2 separate regions of the Homo sapiens genome follow, and region 2 is linked to region 1. The links are chromatin loops, found by intact Hi-C in ENCODE. Cell type or tissue: ascending aorta. All regions are shown on one strand. Links, peaks and the distances in the headings refer to the core of each region. The heading gives the core; the rest is flanking DNA.

Region 1 (8,349 bases), core at 122-8,121:
GCAAGTTCATATATTAAAAATGCATTTCCCTATGAAATTATGGCTATTTTAACCTTAATACAAGTAAAGTAAAAATCATTGTAAAATATTTTGACTTACCATCAGAAAGCTAGACAGGTGATGATAAGTGGAAAGCTCAGGTTAATGGAGAGTTAAAAATATTTGTACTACTCATTGTTTAGATGTGAAGTTGTTTAGCACATGTAGGATTATGTCCTGTATTTTCCTTCCAACCCGTAGCAACCAATTTCATAATCCCAACTCTAGAAATATTTGTTACTTTGATGCCTTTTATAGTTGCAGATTTCAAGAAATATTGGACTTAACACTAAGTTAACTATGATACATCTATCCAGCAGTGAATTCAATTCAGTAATTATGATTTCCCATTGTATGCTACGCCTTTCGGAGTATATATTTATATAAAACAATAATATTAACCGTGCCAACATTTGACTGAAAAAATATCTAATTTCTTTCTTATGAGCCTTCCTCACAAGAAAATGACTCTGTAATCCATATAAAATTTCTTCCATTAACATACTAGTGTGTTACTGTTGACATATATTACAATTCCCAAAGAGAAGAAGATGAATCATTTGTTTTGGCAAAAGTTCAAACCACTTGGTAAAATTATTAGGAAACTCTAGTGGCAACCACCAAAACCACTTTCAGTGCTGTGTTGTTCCTCCCAACATCTCTCAGGTACAGTTTTTCTTAGCCCCAAAACATTGTTTGAGTAAAGGTATCCTACCTCCTACTGAAAAGGAAAAAAGAAAGCAAACTTATAGCTTACTTGTCAGCTTCCTACTTAAAAGCATTCCTCCAGCCTATCGATTCGTGGAATGACTCAATTATTTCTTGTTTAATTGAAGTGTAATATGTATGAGAACACAGAAATTATCTAGCCCCATTTTCTCATTTAACAGATTTGCAGAATTGTGGCAAAATGGAGGTTCACTGACAACCATGGTCACCTTTCATGACTTTTTGTCCGTTTAGTTTCACTTTAAACATTTACTAAGTCAGAAGCTGTCATTTCTTTGAGAAGTTATAGGTAAGTAAACAAATTGAAAAAAATTATCAGCATGAGTTGAGAAGACAGTTCATCTAAAATGAAGTAGAAAGATGGGGTAAGAAGATCCCCTTCCTAATTGGAAGTAGGCTGACTTGGCAATTTTAATTGTGTGTAGTGCGTAAATAAGTTCTACTAGGTGAGTTCCAATTATAGTTACGTTTTTACTCCAGAAAATCCAGGTTTTTCTTTGAACTGGAAATCCTGCTCACAATCTGCATTCTCCGCTCAACCATGACTGGAACTTGACAAAGGCTCTATAATCATGCAAACATTTCCTGGTGACTTCACCTTCTAGTTTCGATTTCTAGTCGGACAAATGAAGAGATCTGTTGTAATGCGAAACTTTGGCATTTTGCATTTAGTTTGTTTAACACTGTTGCATAATGCGTTTCACCAGAGGTGAGTTAGTTGGCAAGACTTGATTCATTAAAGATAATCAGTTATTCATTTATTCATTCATTTAACAAATACCTACGGACATCGGATTTGTGCCAGCTAAAGTCATATGCTGAGTGCTGTGGATTCAGAGCTAAAAGCCAGTGAGCTCAGCCTGGAGAGGACACTGATACTCAAGCAGGTGATTCCACTGTGGTGTGGCATGTATTACCTCTGTGGGAACTCAAAAGAGGTGTGGCAGATCTGTCAGAGTGGTGGAAGAAGCTATAGGGAAAGAAGCAGGCCTTTTGAAAGGTCAGAAGGCTCTGCAAAGTTTCAGGGGACAATAAGCTGAAGGCAGCTGTTCTCTTACCCTGGGGCAGAGGGTGAGACACAGGTACAAGGAAATAACAGGGGAATTTATCTCAATAGGCTTGTTTACCCATGTTGTCCAGAAACCCACCTTTGACCATCCACGCACGACTGCTCCCTGTAAGGGGGAACAATAATGTTAATTACCTGCAGATTGTGTTTGCTCCAGGCTTTCGGCATTATGTCTGTACTAAATAAAACCATGCAGTGCTAGCTTATCAAGTCTGCTCTCTCTTCAGCCCCTAGTGCGGGCAAGTCCCTTAGCAGCTCTTACACTGCATACCTGTGTCTGAGTACTCCTTTCATCCATCGCTCAGCCAGGGTGTGTGGGACAGACCTGGCAGCTGGTGCCTGCTGTGAGAAACACTACAACGGATTGCAATGGAACCCTCAAAAATGAGGGTGAAGAGTCTGCGCCGTCCGTAAGTCATTGATGCCCAGTCGGGCTTTCCATGTTCGGGGAAATTTTCAAGCTAGGGTTTCATCATGGGACAACAGTTACCCACTTGACAGAAACAGTATATAAAAGTATTGAAATAGCTGCTTAAAGCTAGTGGAGCCTCAGTTTCGCAGGTTCAATTAAGGGACCTAATGCAAACTGTTGTTTCCAATAACCCATGGTTCCCAGAAGAAGGCACGCTAGACCTAGAACTCTGGGAACAAGTGTGGAGAAATCTTAAACAACATCATGCACAAGGGCAACAGGTCCCAGTAACATCTTTAATGTTATGGGCATTAGTTAGGGCTGCTTTGGCCCCGCTCTACACAGAAGAGCCTAAAAAGGGAAGGGAAGAGGAAGCATCACCTACCTTACTGCCTCCTCCTCCTCCCTCAGCCCTGCCATTACTGGGTAAAGATATAAAAGAGGAAACAGAGGTTTCTCTGGAGCCCCCCTCCCCAAATAAATTGGAAAAAAGACAAGGGATACACTACAGTTATGGGACCCTGTCTTAGGCGAGTGGCATTAGAAGGGGAGCTCTTGGCCTGCCCGGTGATGCAAGATCAACAAGGCGATTGGGTATATGAACCCATTACTTTTGACACTTATAAAGAGATAAGGAAAAGCATTAGAGAAAACGGAGCCGCTAGCCCATATATGAAAGGATTAATCGAGGCCATGGCAGACAGTTTCCATATAACCCCATGGGACTGGTCAGTATTAGCTAAAACAACTTTAGAAGCCAGTCAGTACCTCCTCTGGAAAGCAGAATTTGATAAATTGTGTGGACAACAAGCCAACCAAAATCAATTGGCCAGGCAAAACATAACAGCTGCAATGCTCCAGGGAAGGGGTCCTTATGTTATTATACAACCTCTAATCATGCCCATCCCTGTTAATCTTTGGGGATGGGACCTATTAGCCAAATGGGGGGGTCACTCTGCAGACCCCCTTCTAATAATGGCCACTGTTGTTATTCCTCCCCTACCCCTGATGTAGCTCTCTCAAAATCCTATTTGGGTAGAACAGTAGCCTTTAAAGGGAGAGAAATTACAAAGAGCCCATGAATTAGTTGAGGAACAATTAAAAGCCAGCCATATAGAACCATCAAACAGCCCTTGGAATTCGCCCATTTTCATCATTCCCAAAAGGTCTAGTAAATGGAGATTTTTGCACGGCCTACATGCTATCAGTGCTAATTTGCAACGCATGCGGCCCTTTCAACAGGGGCTCCCTTCCCCACGGCGATTCCTCCAGATTGGTCTATAGTCATTATTGACTTAAAAGACTGTTTTTATACTATTCCCCTTGCAAAACAGGACAGAGAAAAATTTGCGCTTGCAATACCAGCTATCAATAATGAAAGGCCAGCTTGCCGATTTCATTAGAAAGTACTCCTCAAGGAACGCTGAACAGTCCTACTATGTGTATCATAGAAATCAGGTTTTGATTCCCAGTAGAAAAGAATTTCCTAATTGCAAGATCATCCATTTTATGGACGATGTCTTACTGGCAGCCCCAACAGAGCCAACACTTTTGCGTCTATATGCCTCTGTCAAAAAGAATTCACAGTTAAGAGGTTTAATCATAGCACCTGAAAAAGTACAGATGTCCTCTCCTTGGAAATATCTTGGATACATACTAACTTCCCAGTCAGTAAGACCTCAGAAGGTTAAATTAAATACTAACAACTTACACACCTTAAATGATTATCAAAAATTACTCGGCGATATTAACTGGCTTCACCCCACCTTGGGCATAACTACTGACAAGTTACAAAACCTGTTTTCTATACAAAAGGACAATGCAGCCCTGAACTCCCCTCAATATTTAACTGCCACTGCAAAAAGAGTCTATCCTCTCCTGGATAGACCTCCACTCCTGGGGACCACTCTTTGATTCGAAAAGAATATTACTGATTATACTCATGTTTGTCTCATGTTATTTACTAATTCTAGGATGCAAAGCTGGAAAACGAGCTGTAGCCGCTACACCTGACAAACCCGTTGCTGCACATATATGTACTCTTCAATCAACAAGACCTGATGCAAAAAACAGAAAAGGGGAAGATGTGAGGGATCAGTCAGAGTGGTGGGCTCAAGAGTGGACTTAATGAGGGCTGTCTCAAGGTTCTGTAATAAATAAACAGAGTAAGCAGTCACTAACAATATTGATATGCTGAGTGGAAAAGGTTTCTACGGCTAATATTAGGGCTCCAACCTCAGCTCTTTGAGTGCTAGTAAATCCAGATAGAGTGAGGGAGTTATGTGGTTCCCACCAGACAGCTGCTTTTCCATTTTTACCAGAGCCATCGGTAAAAAGCATTAAAGCGTTAGGTATGGGGGTGTGAACTACCTTTGTAGGCATAGCTACAGGAATATGAGATAAGAACTGAAGTAGTTTGTCAGCAGGAAGGCCATGTTCTATACAGCCCGCATAATCAGAGAGTGCTATCCTGAGGGTCTAGAGGTAGGAGCAGGACTGCTTTGAATTGTTTTTTACTTAAGGGAATTCTTATGACATCAGGGTCATAACCTAGCAATTATTTGCATCATCTGCAGCCTGTATAGATGACTTTACTAACTAGCTGGACATAGCGAGATAGTGTTTTGGTCCCGGTATATGAGCAAAAAACCCACTCTAGGAAGCGTAGCCCTGGGGCCATCTGTCCTGTTAATTCTGTTGGGGAATGATTAGTAGGAAAAACAAACAATTGGAATGAATATCGTGGGTCTATGCAATCTAGTTGCCTCTGAGAAATAGCTTGCTCTGTTTCCTGTATGAAACCCACTTGATCGTGGTGGATTATCTTTTTGATACCACCTGTTCCCCAATAACCTATGGAAATCAAAAAAAATTTTTTAAAATAAAGAACAGTATCTGGCACACAGCAGGAGTTCAATAAATATTTAAGAAAAGAAAAACTTTTTGTGTAACCAAACACCACCTGTTCCCCAAAAACCTTTTGAAATAAAAAAATAAAATTTTAAAAAAGATTACATTATTAAAAAATAAATAAATAAAAAAGAAGACTGGGTGCGGGGGCTCATGTCTGTAATCCCAGCACTTTGGGAGGCCGAAGCAGGTAGACCGCTTGAGCCCAGGAGTTTAAGACCAGCCTGAGCAGCATGGTGAGACCCCATCTCTACAAAAAATACAAAAAAATTGGCTGGGCATGCTGGCACATGCCTCTGATCCCAGCTACTCAGGAGGCTGAGGTGAGAGGACCACTTGAGCACAGGAAGTCAAGGCTGCAGTGAGCCACAAACGTGCCACTGCATTCCAGCCTGGGTGACAGAATGAGACCCTGTCTCAAATGAGTTTTTAAAAAGAGGTAAAATCAATATATTTTATAAATTTAATTATGGGTTAGCCCAATTTCTGAAATTAAAGTTTCAGCTAATGGGATTTTCAATGTACATAGCTTTTGTGATTAACTTAGATTATTCTAATAGCTAAAAATATCCACTAGTGTAGCTAACCATGTATTGGGGAATCTAAGCTTGTATAATTTACACATGAATTAGGTATATATTTTATCAAAACTATACAATGTTGAGTCCCTCCTTGCCAATGGGTAACACAGTGCTTAATGACACTTTAGCCAGTCTATAATTTTTCTTTCTTTTGTTATTAACAGTCTTATTTTGGCATTTAGGCCCCAATCTTGACCAACTAAAATAAAAATAAAAACAAATCCTTTAATCTCAAATTCAATTCACTACTCATTTCCTTCCTTTCTCCATCTGGGTCCATATTATTTTCTCCAGTATCTCTAAGATACTGAGGATGTACCAAGGATAGCGCACAGATCATAGTGGGTGTGGGAATCTTTTATCTGAGTCACCTCTTCCCCTTCTCTCTTATAAACTCTAGCTCCCACCAGTTGGGAGCAGGGAAGAAGGATAACAAAGGCAAAAGTGGTTTAGCTGTGATTCCAGACAGCTTCACCCTTTGCTGGTGGGCTATACCCATATGGTCTTCACTGTATGAGGGGCATGTACAATTTTTGGGGTGGGTGCTGTATTCAGCTTCACTCCAGCCCCTCTGTAGCTGAAGACCCTGTTAAACTCTACTAATGTCCTTAGCACTACCAGCAATCTCAACATATCCAGGAGTCTTTTCCTTACCCCAGAGGCTGACAAGGTCAAATACTTCTGCCCCTTCATTAACCCCATGCTCCTTTATCTGTAGCTAAGGTTACTCAGATTCTCTTCCTACCTTTAAGAGCCTCACAGATGCTGCCATCGGGGGATGTTGCCATGGCTTTCTTAAGTAGATTCCAGTAAGGTCCCTTTAAACCCTGCTGGTAAGGTTACTCCAACCAATGAACCAACTTTCTTCCTTCTCTCCTTCCTCCCTGTTTTCATGCTTTCCTTCCTTCCCACCAGCAGTGCTAATCAGTTCCAGCCACTCTGCTCTGCTCCTTGCTAGCACTTGCTGTTCAGTAGTTTTTACCGTCAAGGTTTCTTATTTTGGTTTGTTTTGTTTTTTTTTAACTATTATAATAGTGCAGTATGTCTCACTGTGGTTTTAATGACTAATAATGATGAGCATCATTTTGTGTAGTTACTTGCCATGCATATGTTTTCTTTGATGAATTGTCTGTTCAAATCATTCGCTTATTTTAATAGGTTGTCTTTTTGTCTATTGGTATGAATTCTGCATATATTCTAGCTATAAGTCCAGTGTTAGATATTTTGTAAATATTTTTCCCAATTTGTAGGTCAAATTTTCATTTTACTGAGAGTGTTTTTTGAGGAGGAAAAGTTACTAATTTTGGTGGAGTCAATTTATAATATTTTCTTTTATGAATTGTGCTTTTGTTATCAAATACAAGAAATGTTTGCCAAACCAAAGACCACAAAGATTTTCTCTTATGTTTTCTTATAGAAATTTCCTAGTCCTAGGTTTTACATTTAGGTCTATAATCTATCTTGAGTTACTTTTTGAAAGTGTGGGAAGCATGAGTCAAGGATCTTTTTAAAAGATATGCATATTTACATACACTGAAAAATTAGACAGTTGTACATATGTGTGTATGTGTATAAAATTGCCCAATTGTTCAGCACCAACTATTGAAGACTATTCTTTTCTCACTGAATTGCCTTTGGACATTTGTCAAAGTTGAATTAACCATATGTTTGTAGATCTCTTTCTAGATTCTCTATTCTGGTCCATTGATCTATGCTTCTTTCCACTTACCAATAAAACATTCTTGATTGCTGTAATTTATGGTAAGTCTTGAAATCATTACTGTGATTCTTTCAGCTTTTCTTTTTCAGAATTGTTTTAGCTATTCTAGTTCCTTCCCATTTCCACATAAAGTTTAAAACCAGTTTCTTGATTTCACAGAAAATATTCCTGATATTTTGATTGGGATTACACTGAAACTCCAGACCAATGTGGAGAAATCTGAACATCTCAACATTGACTCTTCCAATCCATTAACACAGTATATTTCTCTATTTAGGTCTTCTCTGATTTCTTTCAAAAGTGCTTTGTAGTTTTCAGCAGATAGCTCTTGCACATATTCAGTTAGATTTATATCTATGCATATCATGTTTTGTGCTATTGTAAATGGTACTAGCAACTCTAATAGTACACAGAAATACAATTGATTTTTGTCTGTTGACTTTACATCCTACACCTTTACTCAACTTGTTAATTGTAGAAGCTATTTTGAAGATTCTATGGATTCTCTTATTTTTTATTTTTATTGGTGGAGAATATAATCTATTTTTATTATATTTACTGATATATTAATATATTTCTTTTTTGATATTTATTTTTTAAAGATTAAGATATGATTGATGAAAAATTTGTATATTTTATATACTTATGGTGGAAAACATGTTTTATTTTTTTTCATAAACACAGCAATTCCCAGGAATACAATATGGTGTTTTCATATAAGTATACCTTTGTAATGATTCCCGCAATTGAGCTAATTAACATATTTTTTCACCTGACATAATTATCATTTTTCTTGTGTTTGTGTTGGGAACACTTGAGATCTATTACCTTAGCAATTTTCAAGTATGCAATACATTATTATTAACTATAGATACCATACTGTCCATTA
Region 2 (8,349 bases), core at 237-8,236, 46 kb after region 1:
GATTGGGATTGCAGCAAGAGGCAGGTTCCTACAGAGCAAGGCCTTTAGAGTCTTGGAGCACAATGATACCTCTATCTTGCTACTTGAGCTTAGTTTACCTGCCCATTCCATATATATATGGGATATATATGTGTGTGTATATATATATTGGATATTAGATAATATTATACACATGTACACATATATGCATACACACATATATATGTGTATACATATGTATATATACATACACACATATATGTGTATACATATGTATATATACATACACACATATATGTGTATACATATGTATATATACATACACACACATCATTTTATAGAAATATACACACTCTCTCTCTCTCTCTATATATATATATAATTCCTAATATATAATACCTATATTATTATATACATATACCCATTCAATAAATACTGAGCCAGGAGTACTGCCACGGAAGTATCACTGGAGAAACAAGCAATATTATCATAAACATTATCTGGCCCTGCTGGAATAGTCTGTCTGGGAGTTCTGAGGGTTCAGGGGTTCCTGGACTGATGCAGACAGCATTGATATTGGTGCAAGCCCCACTGGTGACATCAGTAGAAACTGACATGCTGAACTATGAGCTTCATGGTTGTTTGGACTCTGGACTGTCTACAGGGACAAAACAATGGAACAAATGGGAAGAAAAAGAAGCTGCCGTGTTGAATTTTTAAAGCAAAATTATTCTAAAAATTTTGAACTGTCTTGTGACATGTAATAAAATTATTAGTAGAAGATCAATATTTAAAACAAGACTTGTACTGAATAAATCAAAATTTTCATTTTATTTTAGGAATAAATATAGTCTTTAAATAAAATTATCTCTCAAAGTAATTAAATCCAGTCAGGTCACTAGCTTTTATTATTTCATATACTTTATTAATATTATGAGGCAATATCACCCATCATCTGTTATCATCATATTATGATGCATATTTATTAAATATCCCCATATTTCAAGCATAGGTGCATCCTATGAAGATATACCACAACAGAGCTTCTATTAGGTATAGAAACAAGGGGTCATAGATGATCAGAGCTAAAAGAAAACAAATTGCTTACCAAAAGCAACCTTGCCAGTTATTTTAGAAATAAAATTACTGAGACCAAAAGTGGTGTGGAGACTTTCCACAATAACTGTTCAGAAAGTTCTATCATCCAATTTTCTCCTGCTAATCCTGGAGTGCCTGCAACTAAAACCACCATTTAAAACCCCCCATGCAAAGACACGTTCTGTATTAGTAGTAACTCAATGCTCTGACAGAATACCAGAGTCCAAGCTCAAGACAAAGTTAAGAAAGATCAAGTATTTTGCAATTGATCACCATGCGTTGTGTGGTCTCTATCTCGCCTCAAGGCCTTCATGCTCTATTATAGGGAATAAAGAAGTGATATGTCTCTGTGTATAATAAATCAGATTGTTCATCTATAAAAAATAATAAGGCACTGTTATGAGTGTGACAGGATTAAGAAAGATGAAGAAATTTGAGCTCAGCCAAACAGAGGACAGAGGCTATAATCAGAGCAGGAGAGGGCTGGGAAGGAAGGACGCCATCCTTTATGATGTGTCACTCCTGAAAGAGGATGGTTAATGCATTGTATGATAATCAGCTTACTTACTCTTTATGGGTTGACTTTGACTCAACATAGAGAAGAATAATCTAATAGTGTAAGTCAACTAAAGAGATCAAGGCAACATCCTATGAATCACAGAGTAGCAAAGTGAAAAAAGCTTGAACCTCTAAAACCTTCATAAAGAAGAATTACTGCAGCACTGTAGACTTTTATAACAGCTGAATTACATCTTTAGTAGTACACTAACATATTACAGCAGGGAGGAGATACTATCTTAATTTGGCCCTGGGGCACAATAACCACAGCATAGATAAAATTTTGCAAGCATTCTTTTGTATTTACACCTTATTTTGATAGCCTACAGATGAATAAATTATTTCTGATGCTTGTACAATAACTGGCACATTCCACTTTCAAAATGCCTAATTGATTACACAGTCGCAAAACTCAATTACGAAGTACCAAAGAAAATATGTTACTGCGAAATTCATCTGATCTCTACATTGTCAAAGAATATTTCTTATGCAGGTATTAGTATATTATTCAGAATAGAATACCCAGATTAATATGATGTGCAAAGAATGTATGGGTAAATCCAGGATTGTCACTTTTCCCAATACCAGAGGCAAAAGTGCACCTTAGATTTTTTTGCACCTTAGATTGTGAAAATGATGCCACTTGCAGTTGCATATCCCACCGCCTTCACAGTCACATACTTCCACTCTGGTTTTTCTTTCTTTTTTTTTTTTTTTTTTTTTTTTGCCAAAAGAATTTGGAAACACTTATTAGTAAAGTAGTGAAAGTGCTTTGATATTTGGCCATTCTTTAGCCAAAGAAACTTGGTGGTCTCTTTTAGGTTCATCTATTAATGCTATGTCAATTTGTTTTCTATTTTGACTAACACACACACACACAAACCCCTTGGCTGAAATTTCATTATGGTCTGATGATAATTAAAGCAACTTAGTTCATTCATTGGCTGAGACCAATGTGACAGCTCCAGTTCTCTGATTTTTGACAATATTCAGGCAAAGAGATTATCTTAGTTCCCTTTTTAACTGTTTGATTGGCATAGTAACTAACAAGCCAGACAAGAGGTTTTAAAATATAGTGCAATTAGTGATAACTATATTTCCAGTATTATTCAATTAATTTAATGTATGAAAAGTCATAAAAATACACAGAGGTGCAAAAAAATTTCAAAAACCTTCTCAGATGGGTATTAATTCAGTGAGTGCTTTGCATAAAATCACTAAATGTAGAAGTTAAAAAAAAGAAAATTTTATACATTCTCTTATGTAATTATCATAAAGAATAAGAGTGGTTCTTTATTTTACTCAACTTCTAATACCAGTGACAGAATGTCCTTTCAACAGATTAAAATTAATGAAAAATAAATTAGATAGTATCTTGTAATAATAATAATTAATACTACTCAAAATGGAAACAAGCAGCTGAAAAATGTTTTGAATGATTGATTAAAAATGCCAAATGCATTTTTAATGATAGTGTCTTTTCTTCATTCATTCAGAAAATGTTTATTGAAAATGTAATACAAGTCAGGTTTTTCTGAGAAATAATGATCTACAAAGCAATAAATAAAACAGATTAAGTACTTGTGTTATTGGAGCTTACATTCTAGTCTTAATGCAGTTGGTAATACATATAATAATTGACTTTTGATTACAAATGTAAAAGTTCTTTTAAGTAACAGTAGTTGTATTCTTTTTTAAGGCAGGGTCTTACTCTATCACTCAGGCTGAAGTACAGTTGGCATGATCACACTCACTGCAGCCTCAACCTCCTGGATTCAAGCAGTCCTCCCACCTCAGCCTCCTGAGTAGCTGGGACTACAGGCACATACCACCATGCTCAGCTAGTTTTTTGTATTTTTTGTAAAGACAGCGTTTTGCCATGTTGCCCAGGCTGGTCTCAAACTCCTGAGCTCAAGCGATCTGCCTGCCTCAGCCTCTCAAAGTAGTTGTATTATATTATGGATAATAGTCTGCTTTTAAAAAATGTATGCAATTATATTTTAGATACAAGGACCTAGAAATATGATCAAACTCCAATGAACAAAAGTGAACTCTATCTTCCAGACTCTATGTCAACTTACAATGACCAGGAGCTCATTCATTTTCTAGAGTACAACATTTTCTCTTGAGTTGACCTACACTACTAGATCATTCTTCTCTATGTTGAGTCAAAGTCTTCTCAGTAACTTTAACTTATTGCCCCGGGTTCTGTTTTGTAGAGAGATACCCAAAATAAATCAAATTATTATTCTACACATGCACTCATATGTTCACCACTGCATGATTCACAATAGCAAAGATATGGAATCAACCCAGGTGTCCATCAATGATAGACTGGATAAAGAAAATGTGGTACATATACACCATGGAGTATTATGCTGCCATAAAAAGAATGAAATCATGTCCATTGCTGCAACATGGATGGAGCTAGAGACCATCATCTTAAGCAAAATTAATGCAGGAACAGAAAACCAAATGCTGCATTTTCTCACTTACAAGTGGGGGCTAACATTAAGCACACACGAACATAAATATGGAAACAATGGACTACTATATGGTAGAGGGAGGGGCTGTGGGTTTAAAAAGTATTTATCAGGTACTATGCCCACTATCTGGGTGACAGGATCCATACACCAAACCTCAGCATCGTGCCATATTCCTGTGTAACAAACCTGCTCGTGTATCCCCTGTATCTAAAATAAAAGTTGAAATTTTAAAAATTCTTCTAAATGGTAGTTCTTATTTTAGCACCACAAACATGCCCCCTCATTACTCAAATTTTAAAAAAAAAAAAACTTCTTACAAAAAAAAATTACAATTTGACTTTTACCTAAGTCAGTTATTTTTAATGGGGAAGAGGTAAGGAAATGAATAGCACCATCTGTTGTTGCAAAATGTTACTGCAGCCTCCTAAATGGGTGTTAACACCTGGGCAGCATTTTCCACACTTGCCAGTACTATTACAATTGTAATAATAACAATTAGCACCACTCAAAATGGAAACAAGCAGCTGAAAAATACATTTTGACCCATATGAGTAATTTGTCTAATTCCACATTACATTAGATTAAAAATGTCAAATGTGTTTTTATCAATAGAATATTGTCTTTTACTCCCTCATTCAGAATGAATAAATTCACTATAAAAAGATATGTGCTTAACAAGTAGGTGCACCTCTCTGTTCATAATTTAATTCTTATAACCCCTCTAAGAAGGAAAGATTATTATCCCCATGTGTTGATGAGACATCAACTCTTAAAGAAACACTCAATGACTCACAAGCTAAGTTTAGTGTGTGAATCTGAGGTTACCTCACTTATCCAACAATCATTTAATTAAGGTCATTCTATAATTATTGTACACCTTTGTTAATAATAGGAGAAGAAAAAGTATACATTGTAAAATGGCAAATTTTATGATATGTGAATTATATCTCCATAAAGTTGATATTTGAAAAGTATATTGAGGGGAGATGGGAAAAGTGAATTAGAAATGAAAGACATTTAGAAGTGAATCATTCAAAGGGACCAAACAAAAACACTGAAAAAAAAATAAAGATACTGGTGACTTATCTTCAAATGCATCAGGGATGCCTAGATGTTATTAACACAAGACAGGGCAGCAAAACAGAGGTAGTGTTGAGGGCTGGAAATAGAACATCCATGGGGCAGGAGTTGCAGGCATCCAGGCTGTAAGTAGTAGCAATGGCTTAGCAAATCTAATTGAAGATGCCAGGCTTCCTATCCATGCAAACACTCCAATCTCCAACCCAGATTTAAACAGATGATCAGCACTAAGGCATCCCCATTGGAGAAGCCCATCCTCTCACCGAGTACAAGAATCATGAATCTATCAAGAGCTCTGCAGGTCTTGCAGTCTTAGTTAAGGTCTGTAGGAGTCAGCAGGTCTTTAGCATTTGGAGGTAAAGTTTATGGAAAAGACCTAGTCTCCAGGGGTGAGGCCTGAAAAGAACAAAGTATGGCTGTAAGCACTCTTGGGAAATGAGTGGGAATCAACCAGATATTCATCAGCAATACAAAAGGGATCCTCTAATTATCAGACGCTGCAAACTAGCTCACAGAAAAGGGATTAAAAGCTGCAGGGCCATGATGGAGTTGTCCAATCTGAGGTCCTGTGGGAGCTGGGGACAGCTCTAACCCTACAATCACAGTGGGACTGCAGGAATCAGGAATCAGCATTGGGACATTCAGCCCCCACTCAGGGCCACAGCAAGGAAAGTTTTGAGCAGAATGTCAGGGTAGGACTGTGCTGTCACAGTGGTCAGAGTATGGGATTTGCCACCTAATCTGAGTTGAAGGTGGCAGAAGATGAGTATGAAGCACCCCTGCCCAACAGCAGAAGATAAGGGGCAGTAGCACTAATATAATTATTTTCTTTGACCCAGTTCTGCCTGGGACTAGGACAGACGCTGGGGCAAGAGAGAGGTTACAGGTGAGGGGGTTTGGTGGATTCAGCCATGAGGACCTGAGAGAGGCTCAGGCAGGGCCCAAGGGATGGAGCTGGAAATAAACATATTTGGAGTGATGATTTTCAACGTGTAAGAAAGCAAAGAAAATAATCTCTGAGCAAAGAAGCTGGTCACAGCATGGAGAAGAGAATCAGATCTTAAAGGTCCTGATGTACACAGGTTAGAAAAGGTGAGGAAGAAGGGCACTAGAGAAGGCGAGAGCAGCTAAGACAATGCAGAGGAGCTATAAGATTGAAGGAAATTATAAAGATAGGGCCAGGTATACAGAAAGGCTGTTGTGAAAATGTAGAGAAATGGTATCAATGTACAAAGTGAGAAAGCAGATGATGAGAACTTTGATTTTAAATCTAGAAGAGATAAGACATAACTTCAAGAAAACAGCATGGTCATTGTATGTGAATAAAATATTGAGGGTTGGGGTTCCATTCTCAGTAAAGGACAAATGACTGTATATCCCTGGATTGTCTGAGCAATAAGAGTAATATTCATGGTATTGATCACTCACTGCATGTTAGGCACTATGTTGAGTCTTTTCACCCAACCCACCCTCCCTTCCTACCAAATCCATTGCAAACTCTCCCAACTGTCTTCCCTATTTCCACTTCTACAATCCCCCAAACCCTTTTCCACACAGCATCCACACTGTTGATCTAAAATGAAAGCAAATATGCCACTATCCTGCTCAGAACACCTCAATGGCATTTCCTTTTCAGAGGGGAAATCACTAAAACTTAGAATGACCTGTAAGACCTTAAGAGGGGGGTAACCCCTGCTCTCCTGTCAAGCTTCATTGTTCACTCATTTATATACTTACTATGTCCCAACCATGCTGTCTTAAAAAATAAAGAAATATTTCAAATATAAGAACAGACAGAAAGAATTTTACATTGAACAGAATGTAAATGTTTCTAAACTATATATCTAAGAATGGATTTGCTAGATTCAAGTGTATGTGCATCTTCAATTGCCACGTTTTGCCAAATCAAGCTCTAAAACTACCTGTGTACATTCTTGTAGGAATGGTCTCAGTTTTATACCTACTTGCTAAAAATTAGGTATTGTCAGATTTTTAATTTCATCAGTTTGTTATAGGAATTGATATCCCCTGGTTACTGTAATTTATATCTTGTTCGTTTATCAATTTATTAATTCAAGAAATATTTATTGGATGCCTATATCTTCCAGGTCCTGACCAGAATTTTGAGCAACGAATAAAATTGCAAAGATTCCTGCCCTCATAGAGCTTCTATTCTAAATTCTGCATGCAAAAGGAGGGGTCTTGATAAACATTACAGGTATTTATTTGGGATCCAAAGAACTGTCTCTGACTAGGGTAGAGATGAATTGGAAACAAACTGACCCTCACAAGCAGGAAACCTCAAGTTTGAGTCATTTCCACACCTCATTGAATTAAGGTGATCCACCTCCAACCCAGCTGCCTGCCAGAAGTGGATGTAGATCATTTCTGGAGAAAGAGAATCCTTCTAAGATTCTCAAATTATTTCTATAAATTTTTCATGAAAAAATATTGGGCAAAAATTACTATGCATGTAAGAAAATAACATTTGTATGAAAAACAAGAGAAAGAAAATATACAAAAAAACAGACACACAGGAATAAAGGTACTGGAATTTCAGATATGACTTGAAAATCTTTATGATTAACATGTTCAGGAAATTAAAGATAAGGAGGTGAATTTGGCAGAAACATAAAACTATTTTAAAAATTTAAATTATAAAACTGAAAATAAAATAATATTAAGAATTCAATGGATGGCTTTGCAAACCAAAAATAAAATTTTAAGCTGCCCAACCATCTGAATAGACCTCTCCTCCTGGCAAAGGCATCCCAGAGTTAATCTGAAAAACTAGTTCAGGCCATGATGGGAAGGGGAGCAGCTAGACATGCCTCATTATAACCTCCTTCCTTTTGGAATGACTGAGAAGAGACTCTTTAAGTCATAAGAAACATTTACTCTCTGAAGCCTACTATCTGGAGGCTTTATCTACATGATAAATTCTTGGTCTCCACAATCCCTTATCACAACCCATGCATTCCTTTCTTTATTTTTCTTTTGAGACAGTGTCTTGCTCTGTTGCCCAGGCCGGAGTGCAGTGGTGCGATCTTGGCTCACTGCCACCTCTGCTCCTGGGTGCAAGGATTCTTCTGCCTCAGCCTCTTGAGTAGCTGGGATTTACAGGCCCCAGACCTTGTTATTCATAATA

Evidence for each region. Peaks named below come from ENCODE experiments on the same cell type or tissue, not always from the same donor. Only the 100,000 strongest peaks of a DNase experiment are listed, where the experiment ranks them.
Region 2: a loop joins it to region 1, with 2.0 times the contacts of the local background. A loop is called at or near these places in 2 of 110 quality-filtered maps.

The regions. Positions count from the first base shown.
Region 1 is chr18:54,600,808-54,609,156 of GRCh38, reverse strand. It overlaps LOC124904308 (a long non-coding RNA gene), which reads left to right and starts at 2,050. Exons shown (of 2, transcript XR_007066380.1): 1 at 2,050-2,247; 2 at 4,223-4,432. RefSeq lists an enhancer at 1,090-1,881. In ascending aorta, for the core only: no CTCF peak of the experiment used is centred there; no DNase peak of the experiment used is centred there.
Region 2 is chr18:54,555,357-54,563,705 of GRCh38, reverse strand. It overlaps the pseudogene DYNAPP2. Among named protein-coding and RNA genes, the nearest start is that of DYNAP, 32 kb to the left of the region's middle. In ascending aorta, for the core only: a CTCF peak has its summit at 4,550; no DNase peak of the experiment used is centred there.